Linked DNA regions of Homo sapiens: region 1 is linked to region 2. A link is a loop called in an ENCODE intact Hi-C map of the cell type or tissue named here. Cell type or tissue: CD4-positive, alpha-beta T cell. All regions are shown on one strand. Links, peaks and the distances in the headings refer to the core of each region. The heading gives the core; the rest is flanking DNA.

Region 1 (15,849 bases), core at 3,475-11,474, 200 kb before region 2:
CCTGTTTTAAGTTATTTGAGAAATCTCCAAACTGCTTTCCCCACTGGCTGAACCAGTTTACATTCCCACTAACAGTATATAAATGTTTCCCTTTCTCTGCAGCCTTGCCAGCATCTGTCATTTTTTTTGACTTTTTAATAATAGCCATTCTGACAGGTATGTTTGCATTTCTCTGATGACTAGTGATATTGAGCATTTTTTTCAAGTTTGTTGGCTGCTTGTATGTCTGTTCATGTCTATTGCCCACTTTTTAATAGGGTTGTTTTTTGCTTGTTGAATTGATTAAGTTCCTTATAGATTCTGGATATTAGACCTTTGTCAGATACATAATTTGTGAATGTTTTCTTCCATTTTGTAGGTTGTCTGTTTACTGTGTTGATAGTTTCTTTTGCTGTGCAGAAGCTCTTTAGTTTAATTAGGTACCACTTGTCAATTTTTGTTTTTGTTGCACTTGCTTTTTAGGACTTAGTCATGAATTGTTTGCCAAGGCTGATGTCTAGAATGGTATTTCCTAGGTTTTCTTTTAGGATTTCTATGCTTTTAGGTCTTACATTTAAGTCTTTAATTCATCTTGAGTTAATTTTTGTATGTGGTAAAAGGTACTGTCCGGTTTCATTCTTCTGCACGTGGCTAGCCAATTATCCCAGCACCATTTATTTGAATAGGGAGTCCTTTCCCATTGCTTGTATTGTTGAAGAGCAGATGGCTGAGGTTTGTCTTTATTTTGGGGTTCACTTTTCTGTTCCATTTGTCCATGTGTCTGTTTTTGTACCAGTACCATGCTGTGTTGGTTACTGTAGCCTTATAGTATTGTTTGAAGTTGAGTAATGTAATACCTCTGGCTTTGTTCTTTTTGCTTAGAATTGCTTTGGGTACTTGGGTCGTTTTTTGGTTCCAGATGAATTTTAGAATAGTTTTTTCTAATTCTGTGAAAAATGACATTGGTTGTTTGATAGGAATTGCATTAAATCTGTAGATTGCTTTGGGCAGTATGGCCATTTTAATGATGTTGATTCTTCCAATTCATGAACATGTAATGTTTTTCCATTAGTTCTCTATAACTTGTTTAAGTAGTGTTTTGTAGTTCTTTTTGTAGGGATCTTTTACCTCCTTGGTTAGATGTATTCCTAGGTATTTTATTTGTGTGTGTGTGGCTATTGTAAATGGGATAGTATTTTTGATGTGGCTCTCACCTGGAATGTTATTGGCATATAGAAGTGCTACTGATTTTTGTACATTGATTTTGTATCCTGAGACTCTACTGAGCCCATTTATCAGTTCTAGGAGCCTTTTGATGAAGGCTTTAGTGTTTTCTAGGTATACAATCATATTATAATGAAAACAGATAATTTGACTTCTTTTCTTACATATATGCCTCTTATTTCTTCCTCTTGCTCAATTGCTCCCTCTAGGCCTTCCTGCCTGTTCTTAATTTTTTTTTTTTTTTTTTTATGAGACAATGTCTCGCTCTTTCACCCAGGCTGGAGTGCAATGGCATGATCTCAGCTCACTGCAGGCTCCGCCTCCTGGGTTCATGCCATTCTCCTGCCTCAGCCTCTCCAGTAGCTGGGACTACAGGTACCCGCCACCATGCCTGACTAATTTTTTGTATTTTTAGTAGAGACAGGGTTTCACCGTGTTAGCCAGGATGGTCTCGATCTCCTGACCTCGTGATCTGCCTGCCTTGGCCTCCCAAAGTGCTGGGATTACATGCGTGAGCCACTGTGCCCGGCCCTAAATTTTTTTTTTAAAGATGAGAGTCTTGCTATATTGCCAAGACTGGTGTTGAACTGGCCCGAGCAATCTTCCTGCTTGAGCCCCCATCATGAGCCACTTCATTTGGTGGCTTTTGATGAGCAATCTGCTTTCATTTGAATTATTTTTGTTTTCTCTTGTAGATAAGATTCCATTTATTTTCTGAATGCTTTCTTTGTCCTTAGTTTTCAAAAGTTTAATTAGGGTGTAACTTGGCACAGATTTTTTTTGTGTGTGTCCCTCCTCTTTCCGCTTCATTCACCTTCTTTATGTTTGGGTTCTTTGCCAAATTGGGGAAGTTTTTAGCCCTTAATTTCTTCAAGTACTTTTTCAGTCCTCCCCTCCCTTTCTCCTCTGCTTCTGGGACTCCAGTGAAACAAATGTTTGATCTTTCATATAGTCTCACTGGTCCTTGAGGATCTGTTCATTTGTTCTTCCACCTGTGTTCTTGATATTATCATGCAACTTCTACTATATTCTATTTTATTGATTTCCTTTGTTTGTGCCCTCATTCTGCTTTTTATCCCATTTACTGCACTTTTATTTAATTATTGTATTTTTTGGTTCTAAAGTTTCCATTTGGTTCACTTATATTTTCTGTTTGTTTGCCAAGATTGTCTGTTTTCTTAGTGAGGGTTTCTTTTTTTTTGTTTTAAACATGTTCATAATTCCTTGTGGAAGCATTTTCATCATGGCTGCTTTAAAATCATTGTCAGATCATTCTAACAGCGCCCCTTGTGGGCTCCACTGGGCTCCACTCACACAACAGGGATGGGGGATGTTGGAGGTGGGAGATCATTACTAGATGAATGTGTTGGATCCCTACTTGGCTTTCTCTCACTTCACACTCCTGAGGGGTGTTATATGCCTCCTTACAGACTTTCAAGAATGAAAGTCTAGGCCCTCCACTTGACCTTCTGGCATGGGTGAGGGTGAGGCCAGTGTTTTGTGTATTTTGGGCTAGAGTAGCACTTTTTTTGTCTAAAGTTTTTTTTCTTGCTGGACTGCTCCTTCCTGGTCTTTTGACTGGCGGCTTTTGTTGGGGCTTTATTTTTGTCTTCTCCTATTGTTATTTCCAGGTTGCCGGTTTTACAGCTGCAAGTCTGAGATGTAATTAGGCAAAAAGAAAACTCAAGGGAAACTTAATCTTAGGTCCTGAGGCCCCTAGTCAGTCTGTGTTCCTTTCTCTACCGTTCACAGACTTCTTAGGCTTGTTTTATATGTAATGTGTAGCACTTTTATTTGTACTTAGTGAGAGGAATAGGAAAAATTGTATCTACTCCATCTTCCAGGAAGTAGAACACCAAGTCACTCCTTTTAGAAAACCTCCAGTGACTCTCTGTTGCCTGTAGATCATCATCTAAGTTTCTTCGTCTGTTATTCAGAGAGCTTCTTAATCTGTGAAGAATCTTAGCTTTTCTCTCCTCTTCCAACTACTCCTGTGTGTCTCTGTTACACCATTTGATGTTCTATAGAATTCTATTCTATAGGATTCTGCGTTTCTACTGTCTGTATACCATGACCTTGATCAATTTGTTCTTCTGTCTGAAATGCACCAATCGTTCATCTCAAGGCCATGTGTCTCATCACCTTGTAATCTGCAAGCTGTTAGGTATTTGACTGGATCATCAGTTGTTTCAGAAGATGTGAAGCTGGAACTATTGAAAAATGTCAAAATAATATGTTCTGCACCAGAATAGTTTGATTGTCCTTCTAAAGTAAGGTAATGATTGTAAATTGGTTGTTAATATATCAGTATCACCAGTCACTGATTGTGGAGCATCTACTCTTTGTTGAGTATTGGACTTAAACATTGGAATAGTAGATAATTTAAGGTTTGCATGTAGTTAAATGGCATTTCTTTAAGAATAAAGCGTTAGTAGTGCTAAATGATGCCTTATTGTTTTAATCTATCTTAATAATGATAAAGACTTGGCCAGTGGTTTTGAATCCTAGCTGCATATGTTGTTTACCTGGGGGGCTCTGAAATAATTCCTGTGCCTAGGTCTAAACCCAGAGATTGTCATTCAGTTGATTTGAACTGGGGCTCTCACATTTATATTTTTTAAAAGCTCCCCACATGATTCTAATGTGTAGCTGGGTTAAAATATAAGTGAATACCAGTGGTTTCAGTCACTTTTAAAGTTCTTTCCCAGAATGCTTCCAGCTGTGCAGCTTTTAACTTTATACTTCAAAGTCTTTACCTTAGCAGATTCAAAAAAAAAACCTTGTACTTCCTGCAGATGACTCATCCAGGAGAGTCATTATATGAACTATGAGCTGGTTTGCAAAAGGAAGAAAACATTTTGTGGCAGTAATTAAATTTCTGTAGACAATATGAAATAACAGAATTCAGGATTATTCTCTCAAAGATTTAAAAAAAAATTCTCTATTCATTTTTTTAAAAGGTGGTTGCAGGAACAGTACAGAGCTTATAGCATCCTATATAATCCATTGATACTGTAGACTTTTGTTGAATTAATAGTCTTAATCTCACTTCAAGTGTTTACTTTTGTCAGATACTAAGATACATAGTTGGCACAAATATAGATAATAAATAATTTACTGCTACAGCAGAGAAATCAAACATTAGTCGTGATTAATAAATGAGACACTCTTGAATTTCTTATGATAAAACTGGTGTAAACATTTGGCATGTAAGTAGTTAATGTATTTAATTTAAGAGACTGACAGACTTTTAGTTTCTAATAATAAAAGCAGTTAGGGATAAGAAAACGAGGGCAAGGCAGAGGAAGAAAAGAAGGAGAAAAGAGGTCAGTTAATAAAGAACATAGAGAAAAAATAGACTCAAAGATAAGAATTCAATTAACTTTGTGACAACAAAGCCTTTCCTCTGAGGAAGAAGAAATTAGGTGCTCTAGTTCATTATTTATTTTAGGGCCATATACTCAATTTGGTTTATTATATTATGACTCCAAAGCACAGAAAGAATTATAAAATAACACTGACCTTTTTCCCTACACATAGTAATTTATTGAGCAATAAGTTTCTAGTTTCTTACAGAAACTGGCATGACTGAGGGGACTACTTCAAAGGGGCTGATGCTTCATATTAGGTTAATCTCTAGGAATGGTAATAAGAACATTATTAGATAATTGTCAAAGTATTTGTCAAATTTTGTTTTTCTAAATGTATAAGCTGTAACTTTTATTTAATATATATTTTTATGGAATCTAAGAATTTTGAAGAAATTTGATCATGACAGGATTTCTAAGGCCATGAGAAGGCGTTAATTTTATTATGCCAACAGTTTTCTGTGGACTTACTAGTATGATTGTACAGTTGATCCTTGAACAATAGGTTTGAACCAGATGGGTTCACTTTATGTGGCTTTTCTTCTATATCTGTCACCCCTGAGACAGCAAGGCCAACCTATCCTCTTCCTCCACTTTCTCAACTGACTCAATGTAAAGACAACAAGGATGATGACATTTTTGATGATCCACTTCCAGTTAATGAATAGTAAATATATGTTCTCTTCTTTTGATTTTCTTAATAAGATTTTATTTTCTCTAGCTTTATTGTAAGAATATTGTATATAGTACATATACAAAATATATGTTAATTGCTTTTATGTTATTGGTAAGGCTCTGGTCAGCAGTAGGCTCTTAGTAGCTGAGTTTTTGGGGAGTCTGAAGTTACATGTGGATTTTTGACTATGTGGAGGGCAGGTGCCCATAATCCCTGTATTGCTCAAAGGTCCACTTACAATTAATACTTACAGTTTCATTTCCAAATTTGTATGCCATGACTGGATCTCTGTTATTCTGGCAAGAGATAAAGATACTGACTCCCATGGAGTCTCTGATGAGCAGGGGTGGGGCAAGTCTCTGTACTCAAACATTGAGGGCAGATTTTGAAGTTACCCTTTATGCTTCTATATTTGGCATATGTGTCATATTACAAGTTTGGAAAATGAGCTTACTGACAGAAGGGACCATGGAAAAAAATCACTTTCCTTATTTCAAAAGAAAATAAATCTTTTTAAAAATTAGCCCTTAAAATTATCTCCAAACTTAGCCATTTGTCTTATGTTCACTGACAGTATGCTTGGGACTTGTAGGGAAGGGACACACACACAATGGTAAATAAAAACTGGCTCAGTGCCTGACTTTGTAAAGCACATGTTTTTAATAGATGCTAAATTTTATGCCTGGAAATGTAGGCTACGATGGAAATGTGGGAAGGGCCAGGTAAACAAGGATCAAATTACGCCAAGTCCCCCAAAAAGACTAACACAAAGTGAACATCAGAAGGTCATCGGAAAAACCAGGAGAATGGGGTATTAAAACACAAGAAGACAGGAAAAGCAGTGCTAATTTCTGTAAGTATGGTTATGGATATTTGTGTGTCATGGTATTTTTTTTTTCACAGAAGCTTTCATATAGATTATCATGTCTTTACTGATTTAAGGATCTCTGTTTTAGGATTAGAAAATAATTTCATTTGTCCCTGTAATAATGTACATTATTAGAAAATAATTTCATTTGTCCCTTAGAAAGGAGGGCAAGTGCAACATTTGCAATGTTTTCTTTTAAACATTTTTCTGATAGAAGATTATATAATCAGTTTGGTTTTAGATCAAGAAAATACGATTAAGACCTAATTAGATATTTTTATAGACTTGATTTTAAATCAGTAATTACTGCTTTTAAAACGCTTTGACCAAAAAGATGATCCTTGTAATTAAATATTACCAAGTAAAACTACTTGGTAAAATATGGTTTTATATTATTCTATTTACATACATTTATTTTGGTCCCAACTCATGATTGTAAAGCCTGTGAACCACAAAGTGTTCTGGATCATCAAACGATAGCAAATAAAAATTAAAAAAAAAAAAAAAAAACTACATCAGATTTTTTTTCAAACATGAGTGTAAAATAATTAAGTCTAGGACTTGTTCTTACATATTAAATTACAAGTAAGAGCACGGGTCATCTCCCCTATTTAAATATTTTTCAGACTGAAATTTATTTTTTCATTTTCTTAGATTTTACTTGTCAACATACAGATTGAGGCTTTCTTAACATCTACCCTTTGCTATATGCTCAGGTCATGTGTATGTATATGTACATATAATTTAAAAAAATTACTTTTTAGATACAGGATCTCTCTGTGTTGCCCGGGTTAGAGTGCAGTGGCACGATTGTAGCTCATTGTAACCTCAAACTCCTGGGCTCAAGTGGTCCTCCCACCTCAGCCTCGCAAGTAGCTAGGGCTGTAGACATGTGCTACCATGCCCAGCTTTTTTTTTTTTTTTTTTTTTTTTTTTAAGAGATGAGGTCTCACTATGTTGCCCAGGCTGGTCTTGAACTCTTGGGGTCAAGCAATCCTCCTGTCTTAGCTTCCCAAAGTGCTGGGATTACAGGTGTGAGCCACCACACCTGGCTACATATAATTACTCATTGTAATAAACGCTATTTGAGTTCATATTAAGTAATTCAACAAGTAAAAATGACATGGTTCCTTCTGTCAGTGAGCTCTTGTTAGAAGGGGAGATGGATAATGATGAATGATAATCATAATAGAGTGGAAGGTAAATGGTAGCACTGAGGAGGGAGAGAATGGGTACTCATCCTCACCTTGAGTGTTGTGTCAGGGAAGGTTTCACAGAGAAGGTGAATCTAAGATAGGGTTAAAGCATGAGTAGGAATTTCATGGACAAAGGATTGTAGTAATGTTATTTCAGCGAAGATGACATCATAGGCCAGGGCTCAAACCGTGAAACAGTATTGCAAGTTCAGAGAGTTGCACTTGGTTTCTTGCTAATGAGAAAAACATGAAGTGGAGAGAGAGGCAGGAGGATGATCTGGAAAAGACTTAAGTCTTGTAAAAGAATTGGCTGTGGAGTACCATTCGGGATTTTCAAATGGAGTGAAAGAATTAATTTTGCAAGTGCGTAAAGGCGGGTGAGTGGAGTCAGGAAATGTTTCCAAGGTAATATGGTAATTGAGGCAATAGTGCTGTTGAGAAGAGGGTAGAATCAGCAGGCTATGTGCCATTGCATGTAGAGGGTACAGGAAAAGAATAACTTGAGGGTTTTCTTAAGTGTTTGCCTTTGGTTTTTATAATACGTATGTGGGTTTGGACATATGTTGAGAAATAACGTAGAAAAGCTTGTCACAGATGACTGTAATTTTACCTAAATTTATTTTATTTTGAAATAATTTCAGACTTATAGAAAAATTGCAAAGATAATTCAAAGAATTACTGTATAGGTTTCACTCCACATTCTCCTAATATTAACTTTTTACCATATTTGGTTTCATATTTTCATGAGACAGTATTTGTTTCTGAACCATTTGGGAGTAATTTGTAGACATTATGCCCCTTAGCCCCTAAATACTTATGTCCCTTTATTCCTAAGTATGTCTCCCTAAATAAGGATTTTTAAAAAATATATAACCACAATATAATCGTCAGTATCAGGAAGTTAACATTGATGCAGTACTCTATAGACTTTATTTAAATTTTGCAGTATTTCCTAATTTCCTTTTAAGTGAAAGAGAAACTGTTTCCCCTGGTTTAGGTTCCAGTTCAGGATTATATGTGTTACTTTTGGTTTTTCATGTCTCTTTAGGTTCCTTAATACAGAACACTTCCTCAGTCTTCCTTTGTGTTTCATAATATGACTTTTTTTTTTTTTTTTTAAAGAGATGAGATCTCACTATGTTGCCCAGGCTGGCCTTGAACTCCTGGCCTCAAGCAATCCTCCCACCTCAGCCTTCCAAAGTACTGGGATTACAGACAAAAGCCACTGTGCCCAGCTGATAAATGACATTTTTTAAAGAATTCCAGTCAGTTATTTTTTAGAAATATTTTTGCCATTTGAGTTTGTCTGCTATTTCCTCATGATTAGATTCAGGTTATGCGTTTCTGGCTGGAATACTACAGAAGTGATGTGTCTTCAGAATCTCTTGTCAGGACACCCATACTATTGTTTTGTTCCTTTACTGGTGATGTATACTCGTACTATTTTTAGTAGAGACGGGGTTTCACCATGTTGGCCAGGCTGGTCTCAAACTCCTGACCCCAAGTGATCTACCCGCCTCAGCCCCACAAAGTGCTGGGATTGCAGGTGTGAGCCACTGCGTCCGGCCTGAGCCTTTTCTTATATTCTGGCAATAAGTGTTTCAGAGTCATCTTGTACTTACCTTATCCAGCCTTGAAATCTGTCATATTTTCAAGCAGCCCTAATTCTTTTTAGTGTGAATGTTATTTAGAAATCAAGATCTGGGCACTCATGTTACTGAGAGATGTCTATTTATTTATTTATTTATTTAAAGGGATTTGCTTACATGATCATGGAGGCTGGTAAGTCTAATCTGCAGAGTCAGCAAGCAGGCTGGAGACCCAGAGAGAGCCGATGTTCTAGTTTGAAGGCCATCAGGCAGGAAGAGCTGATGTTGTGGAAGAGCTGATGTTGTAAATGAAGTCTGAAGGCAGTCCTGCTGGAGGAATGCCTCTTACTGAGAGTCAGTCTTTTTGTTCTACTCATGCTTTCAACTGATTTGATGAGGCCCACCTGCATTACGGAGGGCAAACTGATTTACTCTACCAGTTAAAATGTAAATCTTATCCAGAACACCCTTACAGAAAACAAGAAAATGTTTAACCAAATACCTGGACACACTGTGGCCCAGTCAAGTCAACACCTGAAATTACTGAAATTAACCATCAGAGCCCCCCAAGTGTACAGAGCCAGGGTAAGCATACACACATGCACACACACCAGGGCATGCATACACATACACACATGCACACATGCCAGGCCATGTGCACACACACGCATGCATGCATGCATGTATCCCTGTATCTATCTCTGTATAAAAACTATGAATACGATGGATGTGGTGGCTCATGCCTGTGATCCCAGCACTTTCAGATGCTGAGGCAGGTGGAGTAGTTGAGGTCAAGATTTTGAGACAAGCCTGGCCAACATGGTGAAACCCTGTCTCTACTAAAAATACAAAAATTAGCTGGGCACTGTGGTATGCGCCTCTAACCCCAGCTACTTGGGAGACTGAGGCAAGAGAATTGCTTGAACCCAGGAGGCAGAGGTTGCCGTGAGCTGAGATCCTGCCACTGCACTCCAGCCTGGGTGACAGAGCGAGACTCCATCTTAAAAAAACAAAAGCAAAAGCAAAAAAAAACTATGAAGACATATTCCTGTGCCAGCCATCATTACCGGTTTCATTCTAGCCTCCTTCTGCACTTTCCGTATTTGTAACTACCTTTAACAGTAGGAAGTCTGGTTTCTGTTGTTCACAGTATATTTACTTATTTGCTCAATCTTAGAATATACAAAAAGTAATTTAGAATTGCTAATCCTTAACACTATAAAAAGCAAACCCACTTACTGGAACTCAGTGTTTACTTACGGTTCTCTTTTGTTTACATCCTGAGAATACGTAGTAAAAATACTGTGTTCAAAAGTTACTTTGGTGGTTAGGTCTTCCTTTCTTCCTAAATTTTCCCTGAGTCATTTGAAATACCAATAGAGACATTTGTTTTGTTTGATTTCCATCTTAGAATTTTTTTGCTTTCTCATCTTTGTGGATCTCCATATTTCTTTGAGTATATTAAGCATTAACATGGTTCCAAAAGTCAGAACCATACAGAAAGCTATACACAGAAAAGTGTTGATCATACCTCCCATCTTTTCTACCACTTCTCCACTCATCTTCTCCATCCCTTATCCTCTGCTTCCTAGGCGATTATCCTGATTAGTTTCTCATGTATATAGTTCTTTTGGTTCTCTGTACACAAAATGGACAGATAAATGTATATCTTCTTTCCTATACAAAAAGTAGAACACTGCATATATTCTTTTGTATTTTGTTTTTCCGACTTAACAGTATATACTGGATATCTATATTTTATAATGATATAGAGATCTCTTTATTAATTTTTAGAGCTGCATAGTACTCCATTGTGTGGATCTACAGCTTGTTTATTCAATCACTTTCCCATTTGTGGACATTCAGGTTATTTCTGATTGTATTTTCCAATTATAAATGACACTGCAATAAATAATCTTTGTAATACGTGTTTTTATATTGTTGAAATGTGTCGTCTCCCTTGTCGCTTCTTACTTTGAATTTGTGCTTTCTCTTTTTTTTCTGGATTAACCTTGTTCATTTACTTAAAAAAATTCCAGGATTTTGATTTATGATGTGATTTTTAAAATTCTCCACCCAGCTGATTTATTTTGTCTTTATTATTTCTAGTCTCTGTTTTAGTTTAGTTTGTTCTTTTTGAATTATGAATTTACTATTGATATAAATGTTCAAAGCTACAGATTTTCCTCTGTTCAGGTTATTAAATATATAATTTTGTATCTTTTTTTGGAAAATGTATAATTTTGAGGTAGAATGCCATTTTTGTTTTTAGTTTTGTTAATATCTGGTTTTGTTAGAATTATGATCAGAGTGTTTGCATTATTACTACTTCATAAAATATACTGTTGCTTTTTAAATTACCTAATATGTGTGCACTTTTTTTGGTCAATATTGATGTCCATTTGAGAAGGAGGTACAGTTTTTATTATCAGGGTATGTAGTTTTCAGTTCAGTTTATAAGTGTTTTCAGTCTTACGTATTATTAAAGTTATGTTCCTATGTCTGTACATCCCTGTAGTTTCTGCTTTTTAAAAGTAGTTGCTATGTGATGATAGGCATACACGATGGTTATGTCTTCATGTGAATTGCAGCTTCTAACGTTAAACAGTGTTTCTCTGTGTCATATTTAAGGCTTTTTGATTTGAGTCTTCTTTAGTATCAAGATCATTACTCTTGCTTCCTTACTGTTTCTATTTGCTTTGTATGCCTTTGCTTATCCCTTTTTTTTTAAATTTTTTAAATTTTTTTTTTTTTTTAGCTTTTTGGTCTATACTGTTTTAGGTTATCTCTTGAATAAGCATTTATTAGGTATTTTTTAATAGCCAAATGAAAAAATTTTTAATGACTTATGTTTGATTTCAACTCTTATGTTATAAATACTGTGTACATTGTTCTATTTTTCTTTATTTCTCTATGATGTGCTTTCTTTGCCTTTTCATCTTTAAATTTCTTTTTTTTTGGATATTTAGGCTTTGCTGTTTGTTGTTGTAGCAGCTACTTGTATGTTTATGCCTTTTTTAAATGTCCTCATTTCTTTGTTTTCTTATTTAAGTTTATACTATCTATTATGTTGTTTTTAATGGTGTCCTATAATTCTTATCTATTGCTATTTCAACAAAAGTTTATTTTACATTTTTCTTTTTCTCTTTTTCCATTTTCTTCAGTTGCATTATGTCTGTTTCATCCTCAATCCTTAACTGCAACTTCGTTTTGCTCTTAGATCTACAATTAAATATATTAAAATTTCACCACCAGTTCTTTTGCTGAAGTTTACCTATTGGTTAGATATAGCTCAGCTTTTAGTGGATTTCTTAAGAAGAACTCATGGTGACCACAATTTTCCTTGAGTTCCTGCATATTAAAAATTGTTCTCCTGTAGCCTTAATATTGGTAGTACAGGTTGGGTGGAAATAAGTCCTTGGTTCACACTTTCCCTTTTTATAATGTGGCCTTGCTTTCTATATGTTTTGTTGTTTTGAGAAGTCTGATGCCAGTCTTAATTTTCTTGCCCCTGTAAGTTGCTTGAATCTTTTGTTTGGAATTCTTGGATCTTTCCCTTCTCATATTTTTAAAGTCTAATAGTTTTACTATAATATATTTTAGAATTGATTTTAACAGGTCAATTTTCCTTGCTACATTAGTGGGTTCTCTTAATATGTAGAATCAGATTTTTTTTGTTTCTGCAAATTTTTTTTTGGATTATAGTTTTAAATATTAATTCTGTTCTAATATTTTCTTTTTCTTCTGCAGGGACTTCAGTTACTCATATAATTATACCTTCTCTGTTTAGCTTCCATTTTACCAACTGTTCCTGTGATTATTTTTTTTACCGCGTTATCTCATTTTCATTCTCTTGGTTCTTTTCCTGTTTTCCTCAGTGCCTTTTATTAAGGTTTTACTCTATTTTTGAGCAGGAATTTAGTCCTCACCTTTTCTCTTATTTATTTATTTATTTTTGCCCATTCTATTTTCAGGTTTATATTTCTGATTTATGATGGTTTTCATACTCCTAAGTGCTTGTTTAAAGAGATACAATTCAGGCCGGGTGCAGTGGCTCATGTCTGTAATGCCAGAACTTTGGGAGGCTGAGGTGGGCAGATGGCTTGAGCCCAGGGGTTTGAGACCAGCCTGGGCAACATGACAAAACTCATTCTCTACAAAAAATACAAAAATTAGCCGGATATGGTGGTGTGTGCCTGTAGCCCCAGCTACTGAGGAGGTTGAGGTGGGAAGATCACTTGAGAGCCCAGGAGGTGGAGGTTGGGGTGAGCTGAGATCGCGCTACCGCATTCCACCCTGGGTGACAGAGTGAGACCCTGTCTCAAAAAAAAAAAAAAAAAAAAAAAAAAAAAAAAAAAAAAGAGATACAATCCAGTTTGGAATATTTATTAAAATCTTCTACTTTGTTGTTGGTTTTTTGGGGGTGCTTTTCATTAGCTTAATTGTCCTAACGTTATTTTTTATTTTAGAAATTTTATATAGATGAAGATTGCAACAACTATGTGTGACTATGAGCAGGGCTGTTGTTTTAGGGGGTTTTATGAGATTACTAATTCAGGAATGTCCTCTTCTGTCAGTGTAGCACAGTTTGGTTTGTTTGTTGGATGGCTTTTTTTCACCTTTTGAGGGAGAGGATTTTGTGTTTCTCAAGTAGGGTTGTGTGTGTGTGTGTGTGTGTGTGTGTGTGTGTGTATTTGAGTATATATATATATATATATATATATAAGTTCTTACAAAATCTTAAATTTCTTTATGTATATAAGAACCTTACAGAATCTGAAACTTTCTTTTTCGTTTCTTTTTTCATCATCTAATTTCCAAAAACACACATTATTTTCTTTTTACCGCCGTCCTTGTTTGTATTACTCAGGGCTCTCCAGAGAAATAGAAACAAAAGGATGGAGAGTTACATAGATATATATCTAAAAACATATGTATATCTATATCTAGAACGAGATTTTTTTGTAAGAAACTGGCTCATGTAATCACGGAGGCTGAGAAGTCCCACCATCTGCAAACTGGAGACCTGGGAAGACCTGTGGTGTAAATTCCAGTCAGTCTGAAGGCCTGAGGACTAGGAGCAACAATGGTGTAAGTTCCAGCCCAAGGGTAGGAGAAAACTGATGTTTCAAGCTATAAGGCAGATAGAGAGAATTCGGCCTTTTTCCCTCCTTTTGTTCTGTTTGGGCTCTTAACAAGTTGAATGATGCTCACTTACATTGGGGAAAGTAATGGCTTTACCTATTCCACAAATTCAAATGCTCGTCTTTTCCGTAAACACTGTAATGGACATAACCAGACATAATGTTTAACCAGATATTTGGGCATCTCATGGCCCAGTCAAGTTAACACGTGAAATTTACCATCACACCCTTGATGCATTACCTTATCAAGACTACCTCCTTGAATCCTCCCTGCACTTTTAAATCCCTTCCCTATAATTTTCTCTCATCTATGAGTGGTCTTCTTGAGGATTTTTTCACGTAGACTGGGCTTTCTTTTTCTGTGGATGATTTTAGTTTAATTTTAGGCTTTCTGTCCTTGCCTCCAGCCCCCACTTTGTGTTTGCAAAATTTTTCTCCCCCTAGATCTATCTGTCCTCTCTAATAGGTTAGGGGAAGAGCTTGATTAATATCTCCACTAGAATGGAGTTTATGTTTTCTACTTTACATAATTTGAAGTTAGTTTGTCTTGTATTAAAAGCGTGAAATTTGTATGGTTTTATTTGTTCTTCTTGTTAGTCTTTTTAGCTTTTGAAGGTTATATTGGAGGATTTGTATTTACATGGCCACTAACACCTTGATTAACCCATGAGTTATGAAACTTCATTTCAGTTGATAATTTTTTCCCTACTGAAACCAGAGTAGGTTACTTAGTGTGTCCGTATAATGCCAACGGCCTGGGTTAGCATTCAAGATGAAGCCTGTGTTCTTTCCTGATGTAGGATGAGTCCCTAGTTCTACAGTATGTGCCTTCATTAAAGACAGACCCCATTCCCACCACAGGCTTGTATCTTAAGGCAAAGTCATTGCAACATCTTTTCTGCCACTGTATTTGCAAGCCCTAAGATGGAACTCCTTTAACCTTCCATTACACACATGGACATATTTGTTAAAAAGGAGATATATAACTCCCCAAAATGTGAAATGTGTAATCGAGGTAAGAGGTATAATATTCAGGCCGGGAGTAGTGTTGAGGAACTTCCTCATCTGCAACACACACACATACACACATGCGTGCACAGACACAGACACATACATCCGTGACATATTTGATGTCTGTCATGTTATAGAGGCCGCCTGGTAACACACTAAATGACACTATACTTACACAGTGTGAGGGTCTGGGGACTATACATAGATTATTGTCTCAGTGATTGATAGATGGTAGATTCCTACGAGGGAAGGGATCATAAGGAGGCTGTTCAGGAAGGATGATTGTCTCACTTCTAGTTCTTTAAGCAGTGAGACCAATGTGAGTGGGCTTAAGCTAAAAGGGGGATTTAGTGGAATAATTTTGGCATATCACCCCATACCAAATGGCAGCCAGGTCCTCTTAAGGTACTGAAGCCAGGGTGAGTGGTAAAGTAGCTTGCTTAAGGTCACACACCTAATAAGCGGCAGAGTTCACATTTGATCCCAGTTCAGCCTGGTGCTAGCCTTAATCATGACACCCTGCTGCCTCTGCTCATTTTCCCCCCAAAATTTCTAGTAATGTCAAGAGCTCCACAGGCAGTGCAGAAGTCATTGAAAACCGGGAATTGCTACTTCGGTGCCTCCTACCTAAGCTTTGTACTAAAAGCAGTGAGACTTTAAGAAAGCTCTTTTAACCTTAAATCATTTTTTGTAAAGGAAACAATTATCATAGTTCCGTATTTTTAAATATTAGATTTTGTGTTGTGCTTTTTCTTTCAAAAAATACTATTTGTTCAAATAGCTGTTTTAGAGTA
Region 2 (15,849 bases), core at 2,650-10,649:
TGGCATTCAGTGAAGAATGACCCTTTAGAGTGGTAAAACACTGGAAAATTTCACCTCTAATTTGACTCTCATAAATTTACTGGTTTCCTCTTCTGACTAAATCTCCAATTCAGGGAATGCTTATTTTTGCCCTATTTCTATTTTCTGTGCTAGAAATGAATGTACTATAAATAGAATATATTAGTAGTAAAACTAAAAGTCTTACAAAAACTTACCTTAAATAAGAGATAGTGAGGTTTTCTGGTGTTCGTCTGAAATATTTACTAAGAATGCATTTAGAAAATATTTTTATTATGGTAAAACATACATAACATATAATTTGCCATTTTATTCATTTTATATGTACAATTCAGTGGCATTAATTACATTCACAATGTTGTGCAACCATCACCACTATGTATTTCCAAAACTTTCTCATCACCCCAAACAGAAACTCAGTACCCAGTAAAAAAATAACTCTAATTATTACTTCCACTGGTAAGCTCTAATCCACTTTCTGTCTCTATGAATTTGTCTATTCTAGGTACCCCATATAAATGGAATCACACAATATTTGTCCTTTTGTGCCTGACTTATTTCACTTAGCATATGATGTTTTCAAGGTTCACCCATTTTGCAGCATGTATCAGACCTTCATTCCTTTTTGAATAATGAATAATAATCCATTGTAATGACATGCTACATTTTGTTTATTCATTCATCTGTCAATAGACACTTGAGTTGTTTCCACTTTTTGGCCCTTATGAATGCTGCTACAATGAACATTGGTGTACGAGTATCTGTTTGAGTATCTGTTTTCAATTCTTTTGAATATATATGTAGGAGTGAAATTGCTGGGTCCTGTGCTGGGTATTTCTGTTTTTAGTGTTTTGAGGAAACACCAAAATATTTTCCGCAGCAACTGCATCAACTTTTGTTCCCACCAACATTATATGTGTTCCGATTGGTCCACGTCTTGTCCATAACTTGTTGTTTCTTGTTTGTTTCTTTTTTAAAAAGTCATAGCCATCCTATTAGGTGTGAAGTGATATGTTATTGTGGTTTTAATTTGTATTTCCCTAAAGTGGATGATGTTGAGCATCTTTTCATGTGCTTATTGGCCAGTGTATATCTTTTTTGGTGAAATATCTATTCAAATCCTTTGTCCACTTTTAAAGCACGTTGTTTGGATTTTCTGTTGTTGAGTTGTAGAAGTTCTTTTTATATTTTAGATATTAATGCCTTATCAGATACATGATTTACAAATATCTTCTGCCATTCTGTAGGCTGCTTCTCATTTTCTTGATGATATTCTTTAAGAATGTATTCCAAAGCTGCGTGACTCGAATTATTTATACTTACATATTAGAGGAAATTTCATAGCATGTGTGTTGTGAATGTGAAGAAACACTTTCAGACAGTGTTAGAAGAGGACTAACCTGTTTCACATTACCTATGTCATAGCAGTGTTTTTCTCTAAATGCTTAGTTTATACAGGAGCCACTTTATCTCTTTCCCTGTGCTCCTGTTGACCCACGCCTTCAAGAATTTACTCTCTCAGAAGTGTTAGGGAAGATGTTTCCACTTATATCTCCTCACTTTCTCTTTCCTACACAAGTAGGGAGGCCTGTGTCACCTGACTGGTGAGACTGGGGAAGCCTCAAGGGCTCTTTCCACAGATCCACTGAACTATGGGTTGCAGGTTCTCTTCTCTCTCTGTTTCTCCTCACCTGGCCAGATGTCCCCACTTGGCAGACACAGGCCAGAGTCCCACCTAGGGCAGCTAGTTATGTATCTGTGCCTCAGATCCACCTGTCTCCACAGGGAGGTTCTATGGGATAGGTTACAGGGAGAAAATGCAGAAATGCAAATCAACCCCATCCTCCAGTCCAGCTTTACCAGTAATAACAGCATATATTCTTATCCTTCCCTCACCCTGATTTCTATTTCTCAGTTGATTCAGAATCTTGAAGAGAAAGGAGTGAGATCAATTGGCACCTTCCAAATTCAAACACGTATTGATCTGTGTTTGAAATGGATGGTGTTCTCATCTTCTATGTATGTAAAGTTCTGGCCTTATTTTGCATGGAGCATTTTGAAGAAGGTGACTGGAACAACATGGGAACAATGCCAGAATTGTGGTCTAGTGGGAATTAGTCAGTGCTTTAATTTCTCTTTTAGGGTTTTGAAAATGGAGAACTTTTTCCACTAAAAAATGAAAATAGTGTTCTCACAACTATGAGGCAGCACAACTTCCTGGTGACTTTCCCTGCCTCGCTTGGCACTTCCTTGTTTATACAGTGTTTCTTTCCCTGGTTCATTTCCAGTGACTAGAAGGGAGCAGTGCAGTGGTCCAAGGGGCTTAAGTTTAAATAGCATTCTTTACATTTGAAAAGTGCCTTGGCCGATTCTGTAAAACATAGTTTTCACAAGTGGATGTGAGACATGTTGATTTAAGAGAGTCTACGGTGTCCATTAAAATAGGCTTCTTCAACATGGAGTTAGGGCACATAATATTCCGGATATCACACATAATTTGTTACCGGTTCAGGTTGAGCAGGAGTTTAGAGTATGACCATAACCAATGAAGTGTTGATGGGAGTTGATTTACCAAAGGGGCAAGAATTCTGGAAGGAGAGAATTTTGTAGGCAGAGACTGAAGAGTAAGAAAATTTAGAAAAGACACTCCTGACCTCGGCCCTGTCCTGGCCCAGGAATCAAGGTTGGACTTCTTAGCAGAGGCTGATGGGCCTTTGAAAAAGATGAGGCACACGCCATACTCCTTTGTTGCTGGAACACCAAATGACACAGAGTGGGCAAAAAAGAGAGGTGTCCTCCATATTTCTGCAAGGAACAGAACCTGGCTTGGTTATAGTGAATACTGTCAACTCTTTTGGCAACTTTGAAAAGACCCAGTACTCAGGAATATTATGGTAGATGAAAGATGGCTACTAATTCTTTGAAATGTCTCCTCCTGAGAAGTGGGATCTATGTCCCTTCCCTTAAAATTGGAGACTCTGTGACTGTTTAGAGTAATATGATGATGCTGTGCCATATTCTGGGCCCCAGCCTCAAGAGACTGGCTGCTTTTACTTCCTGAAACTTGGAATTGTAACTCTGGGAACCCACCCACCTTGTGAGGAAGTCAAACAGCACTGTAGAGAAGCCCATGTTGAGGAGAACTGAGGCTCCCAGGTAACAGCTTTGGCTGAAATCCAACAGTCAATCAACTTCCAGTCATGTGAATGAGCCACCTTGGAAGTAGATTCTCCAGTCCCAGTTGAGCCTCCCAGCTGACTTGCATGGGGCAGAGACAGGCCTTTTCCACTGAGTCCTGCCCAAATTGAGAATCATGAACAAAGTAAATGGTTGCTATTCCAGGCTACTAGAATTTGGGGTGGTGTGTTACACAGCCACAACTGGAACAGAGTGCAAATACAGAAGGAGCACCCTATAGGGACTTTGAAGGCAGTGCTTATAAATGAAAAGGCACAGGCAGAAGAAAACAAGAGTTTTTATGGGAAGACAGTGGATAAGTGGAACTGAGTTTCTCTAACGTGAAAGATGGGGTGATAATCCTAATGATAAATAAAAAGAAAATTCTGAATTTATGAGAGGTTTTCTTTATGAAGAATGAATGAGGACAGATTCAAAGATATGACTATCATAATGTTAGACTGTTTGACCTGCATTCTGATATAGTTTCTTGATAGACAGAAAAATGTTGTAGTTATAATTCAGCACACAGAGATCTACACAAACTATTATGGGTATATTGTGGAAAATAGGGTATTTAGTTCTTCCAGGAAAACCTTGACAGAAAAACTGATATTTGAACTGTCCTGGAGATGAATATGAGTTTTCCAGAACCCATAGACTAATTTAATGGACAAACAATAGATAGGGAGAAAAATATTTGCAATTTACGTGGAAATCAAATGGTTATAATCCTTCATATTGATAAGAAATACAAATAAAATCAATAAAAATGGACTATTTACAAAAGAGAAATACATTTCCAGTAAACATTTAAGAAGATCAACATCAGAATTACCTGAGAAATGAAACAATCATTAAAAAGATACACCATTATTTGCCTAATATACCATTATGAATTCAAAATATCAATAACATCCAATGATGGTAAGAATGCGAGGAAAGACTGGTTGAGACTTTGGACTGACACAACCTTTTGGAAACCGGAAAGCATTCAAATGTAAAATGCATGCATTCTGTGATCTACTAGCTTCACCTCCAGGAAACTATCCTTGGAAATGAAAGCACTCATAGAGATATTGATATAAAGATGCTTTTGCTCTCATATTGACCATGTTTTCACATTTTTTAAAACTTAAGTTCAGAGGTACACGTGCAGGTTTGCTCTTTAGGGAAGCTTGTGTTATGGAGGTTTGTTGTACAGATTATTTCATCATCCAAGTATTCAGCCTAGCACCCTACTAGTTGTTTTTCCTGATCCTCTCATTCCTCCCACCCTCTACCCTCCATTAGGACCCAATGTCTGTTGTTCCCCTCCATGTGTCCATTTCCATCTGTCATCATGTAGCTCCCACTTACAAGTGAGAACACGCAAAATTTGGTTTTCTGTTCCTCCTTTAGTTTGCTAAGGATAATGGCCTCCAGCTCCATCTATGTCACTGCAAAGGACATTATCTCATTCTTTTTTATTGCTGCATAGTATTCCATGGTGTTTATATACCACATTTTCTTTATTCAGTGTACCACTGATGGGCATTTAGGTTGATTCCATGTCTTTGCTATTGTGAATAGTGCCGCAATGAACATATGTGTTTTTAGTAGAACAACTTAACTAGAAACAAAACAATATATAATAACAGGAGAAATAAAGTTTTAAATTAGTAATTTATGCTTTTTTCATACTGTGAAATATTATGCTGAGCCCCAGGCTTCTTACTTGTGACATAGATAAATTCAGAAGTTTAAGCCAGTGTTGGTTGGGCTTTATGTTATTTGTCACTAAAAACATTTCTATTTGAAAGGCCAGGATCATAGCTAGCATTTTTGAAATCATAGGCCTGTAGTCTCCAGCTATTAATTTTCTATTTAGAAGGTAGTCCTTTAAAATATAAACCTACAAACAAAATTTTTTCATGGAAAATAGAACCCATAGTTCTTATTAGTATGACAAAAAGGTTCTAGGTCTGAGATTTAGACAGACAGGACAAAACTCTGACAGTTCAATATAAATGAAAATGACAGAGATAAAGTGGACACAGAATCCATCCATCCCCTACTCCCAGTCTTCAATATGTCTGAGTAAGATTAAATATTAGGATAAAAATATACTTTTGTATTCTGTCCAGAAGGTAACAGATCTTTCTACTCTAGAAAAGACATAAAATTGTCTCTCAGTACCTGTGTGGGATTGGTTCCAGGATCTCTGAAGATATCAAAATTCACTGATGCTCAAGTCCCTTTTATAAAATGGCATAGTATTTGCAATATAAGCTATGCACATCCCCCTTTATACTTTAAATCATCTATAGATGACTTACAATATATAAAATAATGTAAACATTATGCAAATATCATAGCACATTGGTTTCATATTTGTATTAATTTTTGTTATGTTATTTCTTTCTGAATATTTTTATACATGGTTTATCAAATCTGTGGATGTGGATGTGAAGAACCAACTGTCCATATGTATTGGACTTAGCCTAGAATGAGAGCATTTTCTTTTCTTTTGTTTTGGTTTGTCTGTGTGTTTTAAGTCCACTATGACTTCTGCCTGATTAGCCTTAGCCAGAATGCATCTTTTCTAAACTATAGACTTTATAATATATATAATATTATATATTATATATATATATAATATTCTGAGATATATAATAATGTATAAATGTGTAAAACACTAGAGATTTCAAGTGGCATGGCTATGTCATTCTCATGACAAGTTCATCTAGCTATTACTCTTCTGGAGAATAAAGCAAACTTCTGACTCTATGATTAGCCCTGTTCTCCAAATTTTCTGTGTCCTCCATCTCCTTGCTACCATATATTTGAAACTTAGGTCCTTGAGCGAAATTAGAATTTTTGTCTTTTTTACTGGTTCTAGTACCAGGAAAGATGAAATGATCATCCTCCACCCTGTCTCCACTAACTGCAACTATAAACCCAGGTGGAATACATGTATGACAAGGATGATGAAGAGTTAATGCCGGCAGATAGATTAGGGGAAAGGATTAGAAATCCAAATACCACCAAACCAGCAGTGTTTTCATATGTCCTTGCTCTGGTATTTCCCGGTTGAATTCAAAGACAAACTGACACCCTGATATACGTACCAGATGTGGACAGAAAAAGTTCCAGAAAAGCCCTCTCTTTTAGTTGTGAGCAGAGGAAAAAGGATCCAAGGGTCAGAGAGGGAGAGGGAAAATCCCTTGCTTTTGTTTTTTGCTTTTTGTGTTTCTATTGTCTCTGCCTCAGTCCAAGCCACCACCACCCCCATCCCCAAATGGCAGTCGTGATAGTGAAAGTGGAAGCAACCAGGCAGATGCCTAAACCTCCAAGAGAGGGGAAAACTGGCCAGAAGATCAATGGTCCCAGAGCTTGGAATGAATTCACATTGCTTTTTTTCTCTCCCCATCCTTTCTGCTGCTTGGTCCTACAGGTGCCATGAGAGGATGTGCACAGCAGAGTGAGGAACCTAAAGCCCCTGCTTTAATGCCAGAGAACCAGTAAGGGGGGTTTCCAGGGTACAAATTTCAGGCACTGAGTCAAGCCAGTAAAGTGGGAAGACAGAGAAGGTGAGAGAGCAGTCTCACCTTTCAGCTCTATAACTCATATTGTATAGATGGTTCTGTGATTTTTTTTAAAAGTAAGTTTAACTACTCTGTCAGTAGACAGGAAACTCTGAAGAACCACAAGCTCTCAAATTCAGTTTCATAAGACATGTTTTGCACTTTAACAGCCAACTCAAAACCCATCCTAAGTATTTCCGTAGTTGAAACTGGAGAAACCCAAACCACCCAAGGCTATTGCTGACTGCTTTGAGTGCCTGAGATTCTTAGGTTCAGTGATACCATAGGCTATTAAACTTTTATTAACATGTTGAAAAGAAAACACTTTGCTAGTGTGTCATACTTCTTGGAGCAGCAATAAATAGAAATGCATAAGACAAGCCACAAATGTCAGCTGCATATGTAATTTAAATTTTTTGGTACTCCATATATGAATTCTGGAGCATTAAATGTTTACATTACAAAAGAATAAATGTCTCAAATTGATGATCTAAGCTTTTCCCTTAAGGAACTAGAAAAATAAGAGTAAATTAAAGCCAGAGCAAGCAGAATGATGGAAAAAATGAAGATAAAAGCAGAAATCAATGAAATTGAAAATAGTAAACCAACAGGGAAAATCAGTAAGAACAAAAGCTGGTTTTTTGAAATGCTTTCTCAGCCAGACTGAGAAAGGAAAGAAAGAGGGCAAAAATTATTAATATTAGGCGTAAAAGATGGGTATCACTATAAACCCCACAGATATTAAAAGCATAATAAAGGAATACTATGAACAACTCTGTGCACATATTCAACACTTAGATGAAAGAAACCAAACCCTTAAAAATCATAAGCTACGAAAACTACTCAAGAAGAAAAAAAAAAACAAGTGAAAATAATTTAATAATATGTTTAATTTATCCCAATATATATAAATATTATCTCTTAGCATCTAATCTTTATAAATTGAGATAGTTTAGTCTTTTTTATATTAAAACTTCAAAGTCCTGTATACACTTTATACTCATAGCACATCAGAATTTGAACAAGTCATTTTTCAGGTGGCTAGTGGCCCTCTATATTGGGTAATGCAGATTTAGAGAATAAAGAAGACTAAATCTTTTGGGAATGAAAATAGTTCATTTTTTTAGCCCAGGAAAAGCCTGCTTACCAAACTAATGCATACAGAGCCTGAAAACGAAAATTGTGAGATGAGATTTATTTCAAGGATAAGAAAAGAAAGAAAACCAGGCCAAATTATTTCTAGTAGCAAATGTTTGAAGGCAATTAATAAAGCAGTATTATTAGACACTGTCATAGGATGAGTAGGAATATTTTTCCTAATGTCATATTTTCAAAAATAGGTATGTGTGTAAATTTATTTGTATATGTATGTAGTAACTATTCCAATTATTTTACTTAGAAAAGTAATTTCTTTAAAATGAATGAATTATATAAGCATTTTGCAACAATGAAATGAAAATATACTAATCCAGTTTGAAAGGCTAGCAGTAAAAGACAGTAATTAAATGGTGAATTGTCTGTTTACAAATTCTGGGAGCATTAATGCACATTTCACTAATAATATTATATGTAATTAATTTGTTGTTCAGTGTTCATCCATTGCTCAAATATTGCTCAGTGGATTTTTTATGGTTATGTTTCTTAATGATAACAACACGGGAGGCCAAATGCAATTCAGATTCTAAAAATAGCTAAAAGGATTTTGTTAATATGCCATAGTTAGTTTTGCTTAATGTTGGTTAACGGGTCATTAAAGATTGTGTATTTTGTTACTTGAGTGACGAATGCATAATACAAAGCAAGAATTTGCTTTCTGTTAGCATATTTGGAAAATGAATTAACTTAAAAATTGTTTTTGGTATTAATTTATTTATAAATATTTCACATATGACTAATTTTCATTTGTGGTTGTAGATGACAGCCTAAGTTCTGAATAACAAGCAAAGGGGGAGATATATATGTTATTTAAGAATATGATCTCTAATAACTTCAGTGTTCTATCAGTGTTTATAGCCATTTAATGTATTGTGCTTAGAGAAGAGAGAATCATGCTCTGGATATTACATATACAAATGGGATAAAGATTTAAATCTCTGGTAAAGCCTGTTCTCCAGGACTAAGCAAGACACCTGGAAAAAGTATTGGATAATTAATCAAGATTAGAAAGACAAAAAATTATAAATTGTGGATTTTCTTTTTCTTCCAAGAACAGAAAACTTTCTATATCACCTGAGACTTAGAACTGGCCTGCAAAAAGGGTTAGTTAAGCACAGGGATATCAAACAACATTTTCAACCCTGAAATTTCCATCATAACCCATTTATTAGTTATTGTAAGTGATTCCTTTTAATAAATCATGTTTATACTTCTAACCAAAAATCCCAGCTAAGCTTGCAAATAGGATTTTGTTGTAATTCCTAGAATGTTCATGATTAACTTATGGATCCAATATGTAACTATGGGACACCCTCTGTGTATCCAGCTCAGAGTTGGTACACAAAGGATTGTGGATATGAAATATTGCAAAATAAAGTTTTTACCCCCTTGAAAAACTTATAGAAGCAATAATGGTTACTATCTATGAATCATCTACTATATGCCAGTCATTGTATTAGATGCATTAGATATTTAATCTTTAAATTAACCTTGTGAGATAGGAAATATTTTCATTTCACAGATGATTAAACAAATTCAGAAGTGGCTATGCCCAAGTCCCACAATGGCCTACAATACTATTAGTCATTGCTACTCTAACTTATTTAAAGAGGTATTATTAATATTTAAAATACAATCATGGCAAGATAATATATGGAAGACTATATACAAAATGCTGACAGATGGCTCATAGTCATCAGCCCAAGAGAGGGAAGTATTTATTTGGATCTCAAAAGAAGTGATGGGTAAAGATTAGGAATCAGACTGGCATTCCAGATTAGAGTACAGGATTAGCAAATATCCTGAGATATTTGGCTGAGACAAATATAAGCAAAATACACATGGGGCACATGAAGATCTCTGTCAGCAAATATGAGATGAGGCTACATTGTTATGGAGAATAGGGGCTGGGGCTGAATGGCAGTACCCACCGGGCTACACAGTTAGATTTGATTGTGGCCAAGAGTGGGTTTTTAAAGCGGGGGTAGATTTAACAAAATAGAGTTTTACGAAGGTTGCCTTTATAACTATATGTGGGATGGACTTGAATGGGAAATTTGGGGAGTTAAAATAAGTATTTGGAGACTATTAATAGACGTTGGAATTTAGACTGGGGTTTTGAGTGAGAGTGAACAGGATAAAATTTTAAAGGTTTTGTTATAGCAACATAGTATATTTCTATAATATATTTTGATAAAGTAATGAATTATAAAGAATATATTTTAGAATCAATAATTTTACATAGATAGTGAGGGAAAAGTTGAAGATAATCCCAAACCTTAAATCCTATAGGATAAGAAAAACAGATATCCCACTGGTATTATTACATGATTGCCAAAGGGTACCATTTTGAATCAGAATGTCCTTTATATTGGCAGATTGGAGGTCACTGACATAATTTGCTAAAATAGTTTCAGGGGAGCAGTGGTGCTGGATCCAAAGTTGCAATTGTTTAATGAACAAATGTAAAGAGAAAAATCTGCAGTAGTAAGGGTAAACTGTTGTTCCACTGAAGCAAATGGAAGATGCTGACTGCGAAGCTTTTGTTAGTATGGGAGAGATGAGGGTTCAGGAAATGAGCAGACTGCACTTATAAAGTATAGTGTGAGTGTTAGTGAAGAGTTCATTTGCTATGAATCTGAATTTCCATGAGATACAGTTGTGAAGTTTGGAAGGAAGGGAAGCAGTGATAGGAAGATTATAAAGCAGACAGATGACCAGTTCTTAGGTGAACAAAAACAGGAGGAATGTAAGGCAAGGTGGAGTTACCAGCCTTGTAATGCCCAGTGCTCATAGTGGAATTGATCTCATGGTATCCTGGGTGGGAAGTCTGGGATGGTGACTTCTTGATCCAGTATTCTCAGTCTGATGACTGTTTCTAGGCAGTTCAGGAAACCATGAGAGGAAAGGAGGTGAAAATGAACAATCTTATCTTGCATGTTCTCACCTATAAGTGGGAGCTAAACATTGAGTACACATGGATGCAAAGAAGGGAACAACAAACACCAGGGCTAATTTTGGGTGAACAATGGGATGAGGGTGTATTAGCTAGTTTTCACGCTGTTGATAAAGACATACCAAGACTGGGCAGTTTACAAAAGAAAGAGGTTTAATGGACTTACTGTTCCACATGGTTGGGGAGGCCTCACAATCATGGTGGAAGGCAAGGAGGAACAAGTCACATCTTACATGGATGGCAGCAGACAGAGAGAGAGCTTGTGCAGGGAAACTTTTTTTTTTTTTTTTTTTTTTTTTTTTTTTTTTTGAGAGTAAGAGTCTCACTCTGTTGCCCAGGCTGGAGTGCAATGGCACGATCTTGGCTCACTGCGACCTCCACCTCCCGGGTTCATGCCATTCTCCTGCCTCAGCCTCCCAAGTAGCTGGGACTACAGGCACCCGCCACCATGCCCAGCTATTTTTTTTGTATTTTTAGTAGAGACAGGGTTTCACCGTGTTAGCCAGGATGGTCTTGATCTCCTGACCTTGTGATCCGCCCGCCTCAGCCTCCCAAAATGCTGGGATTACAGGCGTGAGCCACCATGCCTGGCCGGAAACTCTCATTTTTAAAAGCATCCAATCTCATGAGACTCATTCACTATCATGAGAACAGTGCAGGAAAGACCTGCCTTCATAATGCAATCACTTCCCACTGGGTTCCTCCCATGACGTGTGGGAATTGTGGGTGTTACAATTCAAGATAAGATTTGGGTGGGGACACAGCAAATCATGTCATTTCACCCTGGCCCCTAGCAAATCTCATGTCCTCACATTTCAAAACCAATCATGCCTTCCCAACAGTCCCCCAAAGTCTTAACTCATTTCAGTATTAACTCAAAAGTCCACAGTCCAACGTCTCATCTGAGGTGGGGCAAGTCCCTTCACACCTATGGCCTGTAAAATCAAAAGCAATTTAGTTATTTCCTAGATACAATGAAGGTACAGGCATTGGGCAAATACAGCCATTCCAAATGGGAGAAATTGGCCAAAACAAAGGGGCTATAGGCCCCATGCAAGTCCAAAATCCAGCAGGGCAGTCAAATCTTAAAGCTCCATAATAATCTCCTTTGACTCTATGTCTCACCTCCAGGTCATGCTGATGCAAAAGGTGGGTTCCCATGGTCTTTGGCAGCTCCACCCCTGTGGCTTTGCAGGGTTCAGCCTCCCTCCTGGCTGCTTTCATGAGCTGGCATTGTGCGTCTGTGGCTTTTCCAGGTGCGCAGTGCAAGCTGTCAGTGGATCTACCATTCTGGGTCCTGGAGGAGACTGGCACTCTTCTCACAGCTCCACTAGGCACTGCTGCTGGGGGTACTCTGTGTGGGGGCTCTGACCCCACATTTCCCTTCTGCACTGCCCTAGCAGAAGTTCTCTATGAGAGCCCTACCCCTGCAGCAAACTTCTGCCTGGACATCCAGGTGTTTCCATACATCCTCTGAAATCTAGGCAGAGGTTCCCACACCTTAGTTCTTGACTTCTGTGCACTTGTAGGCTCAACATCACATGGAAGATGCCAGGGCTTGAGGCTTGCACCCTCTGAAGCCATGGCCTGAGCTCTATGTTGGCCCCTTTCAGCCATGGCTAGAGTGGTTGGGATGCAGGCCACCAAGTCCCTAGGCTATGCACAGCACAGGAACCCTGGGCCCAGCCCATGAAACCACTTTTTCCTCCTAGGCCTCTGGGCTTGTGATGGAAGGGGCTGCAATGAAGACCTCTGATATGCCTTGGAGACATTTGCTCCATTGTGTGGGAATTAACATTTGGCCCCTCATTACTTATGCAAATTTCTACAGCCAGCTTGAATTTTTCCTCAGAAAATGGGATTTTATTTTCTATCACATTGTCTGGCTGCAAATTTTCCAAACTTTTATGGTCTGCTTCCCTTATAAAACTGAAGGCCTTTAACAGCACCCAATTCATCTCTTGAATGCTTTGTTGCTTAGAAATTTCTTCTGCCAGATACCCTAAATCATCTCTCTTAAGTTCAAAGTTCCACAAATCTCTAGGGCAGGGACAAAATACCACCAATCTCTTTGCTAAAACACAATAAGTTCTCATTTCCATTTGAGACCACCTCAGCCTGGACTTTATTGTCCATATCACTGTGGCATTTTGGACAAAGCCATTCCATAAGTCTCTAGGAAGTTCTAAACTGTCCTACATTTTCCTGTCTTCTTCTGAGCCCTCCAAACTCTTCCAACCCCTGCCTGTTACCTAGTTTCAAAGTTACTTCCACATTTTCAGGCAACTTTTCAGCAATGTCCCACTCTACTGGTACCAATTTACTGTATTAGTCCATTTTCACACTGCTGATAAAGACATACCCAAGACTAGGCAATTTACAAAAGAGAGAGGCTTAATGGACTTACAGTTCCATGTGGCTGGGGAGGCCTCACAATCATGGCAGAAGGCAAGGAGGTGCAAGTCATGTCTTACATGGATGGCAGCAGATGAAGAGAGAGAGAGCTTATGCAGGGCAACTCCCGTTTTAAAACCATCAGATCTCGTGAGAGTCATTCACTATATGAGAACAGCACAGGAAAGACCCACCCCCGTAATTCAGTCACTTCCCACTGGGTTCCTCCCACAACACCTGGGAATTGTGGGAGTTACAATTCAAGATGAGATTTGGGTGGGGAGACAGCCAAACCATATCTGAGGGTGAAGATCAAAAAATTACCTATCAGGCACTATGCTGATTACCTGCGTGACAAAATAATCTGTATCCCGAACCCCTGTGACACACAGTTTACCTATATAACAAACCTGCACATGTATCCCTGATCTTAAAGTAGAAGTTAAAAAAAAAAAGAAAAGAAAAAGAAAATGAACAATCTCTGTAAGGAGCAGTAGAGAAGAGGAAGGAAGGCCTAAGTAGGTGATTCTCAACTGGGCTGGCATCAGAATCAACTGAGGAACTTAAAAAAATAAACCACAGGACTCATATATTCAGGCCCCAAACCCAAAGAGGCAAAGAAAGGCTGGAGTGCCTGTATGTTTTTTTTAAAAAGTTTTTGCAGTAATTCTAAAACACAATGAGGAATAAGAAGCTCTGACTATAACCCAAAGAAACATTTTTCCATTAAACAACAACATTAAAGTGCCATCAATGGAATTGAAAAAGAGACTAATGGAAAGTTAGAGGCAAAAATATTCAGGGTCCCATCACAAACATTTGGAGAAAAGGAAATTCTAACACAGAAGTATTGAGTAGTGTCGAAAACAGCAGTGTGTTTGAGGAAGCTGACGTGAGCTCTGACAATGAGGAAATTATCATTGCTCTCTGAAACCTTCTTGGAGAGCTTGCCACTTACCTTACTGGCCATGACCTCCTCTGAGTACCTTCTATAACTTGCAGCCTACCTACTTCTACTGTAGTATGTGTTTCATGACAGACCATGAGTGTTTCATTTTCATCTTTGTGAGATTGTGGACATATTTCTATCCATAGAGCCTAGCACCATGCTTGGATTACATGTACAACAAATGTTTGTGGAATGAATGAATAAAGGAATGAATGAATGAATACATATATTCATGACATAATCACAGGAACAGTTCATCTCTGTGTAATAACAAAAGAAACATGCGAAAAAGGAATGTGGGTAAAGAAACAAAATAGCAATGATTTAAATGGTATTCACATACCTTGCTGTTCTTGCTTGCAACAGTTCTGAGGGTTTGAAGAAGATTCAATTATTAATGTATGGAACATTTGGGCTCCTAAGAGAACATGGTGGAACGGATGAATAATTAATGCTGTTAGTTTTTCTGATTTGTGTCATTATTCTTCTTTTAACTGAGCCAGAGGATGGATTTCCCTGTAAATTATAGATGTCCTCATTTTGGAATGCCATTATGGCCTCCTGAGCTTTGCCCTCACCTAAGCCGGGCCTGTCTTTCTCTACTGTGTTTCCTCCGAGTTTCTCAACCAATGTCTCATTATGCACAGTACAGTGTCACATTAATGTGGTACTTACACAAGCATGGCCTGTATAATGTATATCAAGCATGGTTTATGAAGTATTTACATTCATATAATCTTGGGTACCTGTTAAAGGGCAGCTCTCCAGACCTCTATGAGATAAGACTCTCTGTGGGTAGAGCAGGGCCATTTGCACTTGGCACCTGCAGCTCCAAGGCTCTTCCTCATCATTTAGCATTGCTTTTAATGTTAGTTTGCTTATATTTTTACATATGTATATATTTCTCATAAGAGTGTAAGTTTTCCTCAGGACAGAGATTGTGTTGGTGCACATTAAGTTCTTTTCAAGATAGTTTTTGTCTAAATTAGTTGTAAGAAATTTAGAGCCCAAGTTGTGATATATGTATAAACATAACACAGTGGACTTTTATTGCATGATTGCTAGTGAGAACCACTTTTAAAAATTTAATATTTAATTTCAAACATTACATATATTTTAAATGTTTTAAATGTATTAATCTGTTTAATATTTAAAAAATCATATGAGTTAAATTTCATAACAGGCAACATAACTTAGCAGTTTTGTATGTATGCTCTGCCTGCCTGGATGTGCATTCCAGTGTTGCTGCTTGGCTGTGTAACTCTGGGGAAGTTACTTATCCTCTTTCTGCCTCAGTTTCCTCATCTGTGAAATGGAGGTAGTAATACCTACCTCAGAAGGTGGATGTGAGGATTTAGTGAGTTGAAACCTTTAAAGAATTTGAAACAAGGCTTCACACATAGTAAGTGCTGAATGATTACCTCTTATTATTTTTAATCTCCATTTTACAATTGAAGAAACTAATACATACACAAGTGTGTATATACAAATGTATATACAGTCATTTGCCCTGGTCATATAGCTAGGAAGCCATGGAGCTGGGGCTCCCACTCCAGTGGTGTGCCTTTGTGCGATTCCCCATACCCAGCATGCTGTGTGCCCTTCAATCATTAACTGTAGTATGAGATCCCACT

What was found. A loop is a pair of places that touch in the nucleus more often than their neighbours do. Peaks named below come from ENCODE experiments on the same cell type or tissue, not always from the same donor. Only the 100,000 strongest peaks of a DNase experiment are listed, where the experiment ranks them.
Region 1: it touches region 2 in a loop (2.1-fold over the local background); 2 of 110 quality-filtered maps call a loop at or near these places.

The regions. Positions count from the first base shown.
Region 1 is chr2:179,227,526-179,243,374 of GRCh38, reverse strand. The region is part of intron 1 of SESTD1 (SEC14 and spectrin domain containing 1); the gene reads left to right. Among named protein-coding and RNA genes, the nearest start is that of SESTD1, 29 kb to the left of the region's middle. In CD4-positive, alpha-beta T cell, for the core only: no CTCF peak of the experiment used is centred there; no DNase peak of the experiment used is centred there.
Region 2 is chr2:179,022,979-179,038,827 of GRCh38, reverse strand. The region is part of intron 2 of CCDC141 (coiled-coil domain containing 141); the gene reads left to right. Among named protein-coding and RNA genes, the nearest start is that of CCDC141, 19 kb to the left of the region's middle. RefSeq lists enhancers at 6,448-6,527, 6,708-6,787. In CD4-positive, alpha-beta T cell, for the core only: no CTCF peak of the experiment used is centred there; a DNase peak (open chromatin) is centred at 6,857; H3K4me3 peaks cover 844 bases; H3K27ac peaks cover 2,426 bases.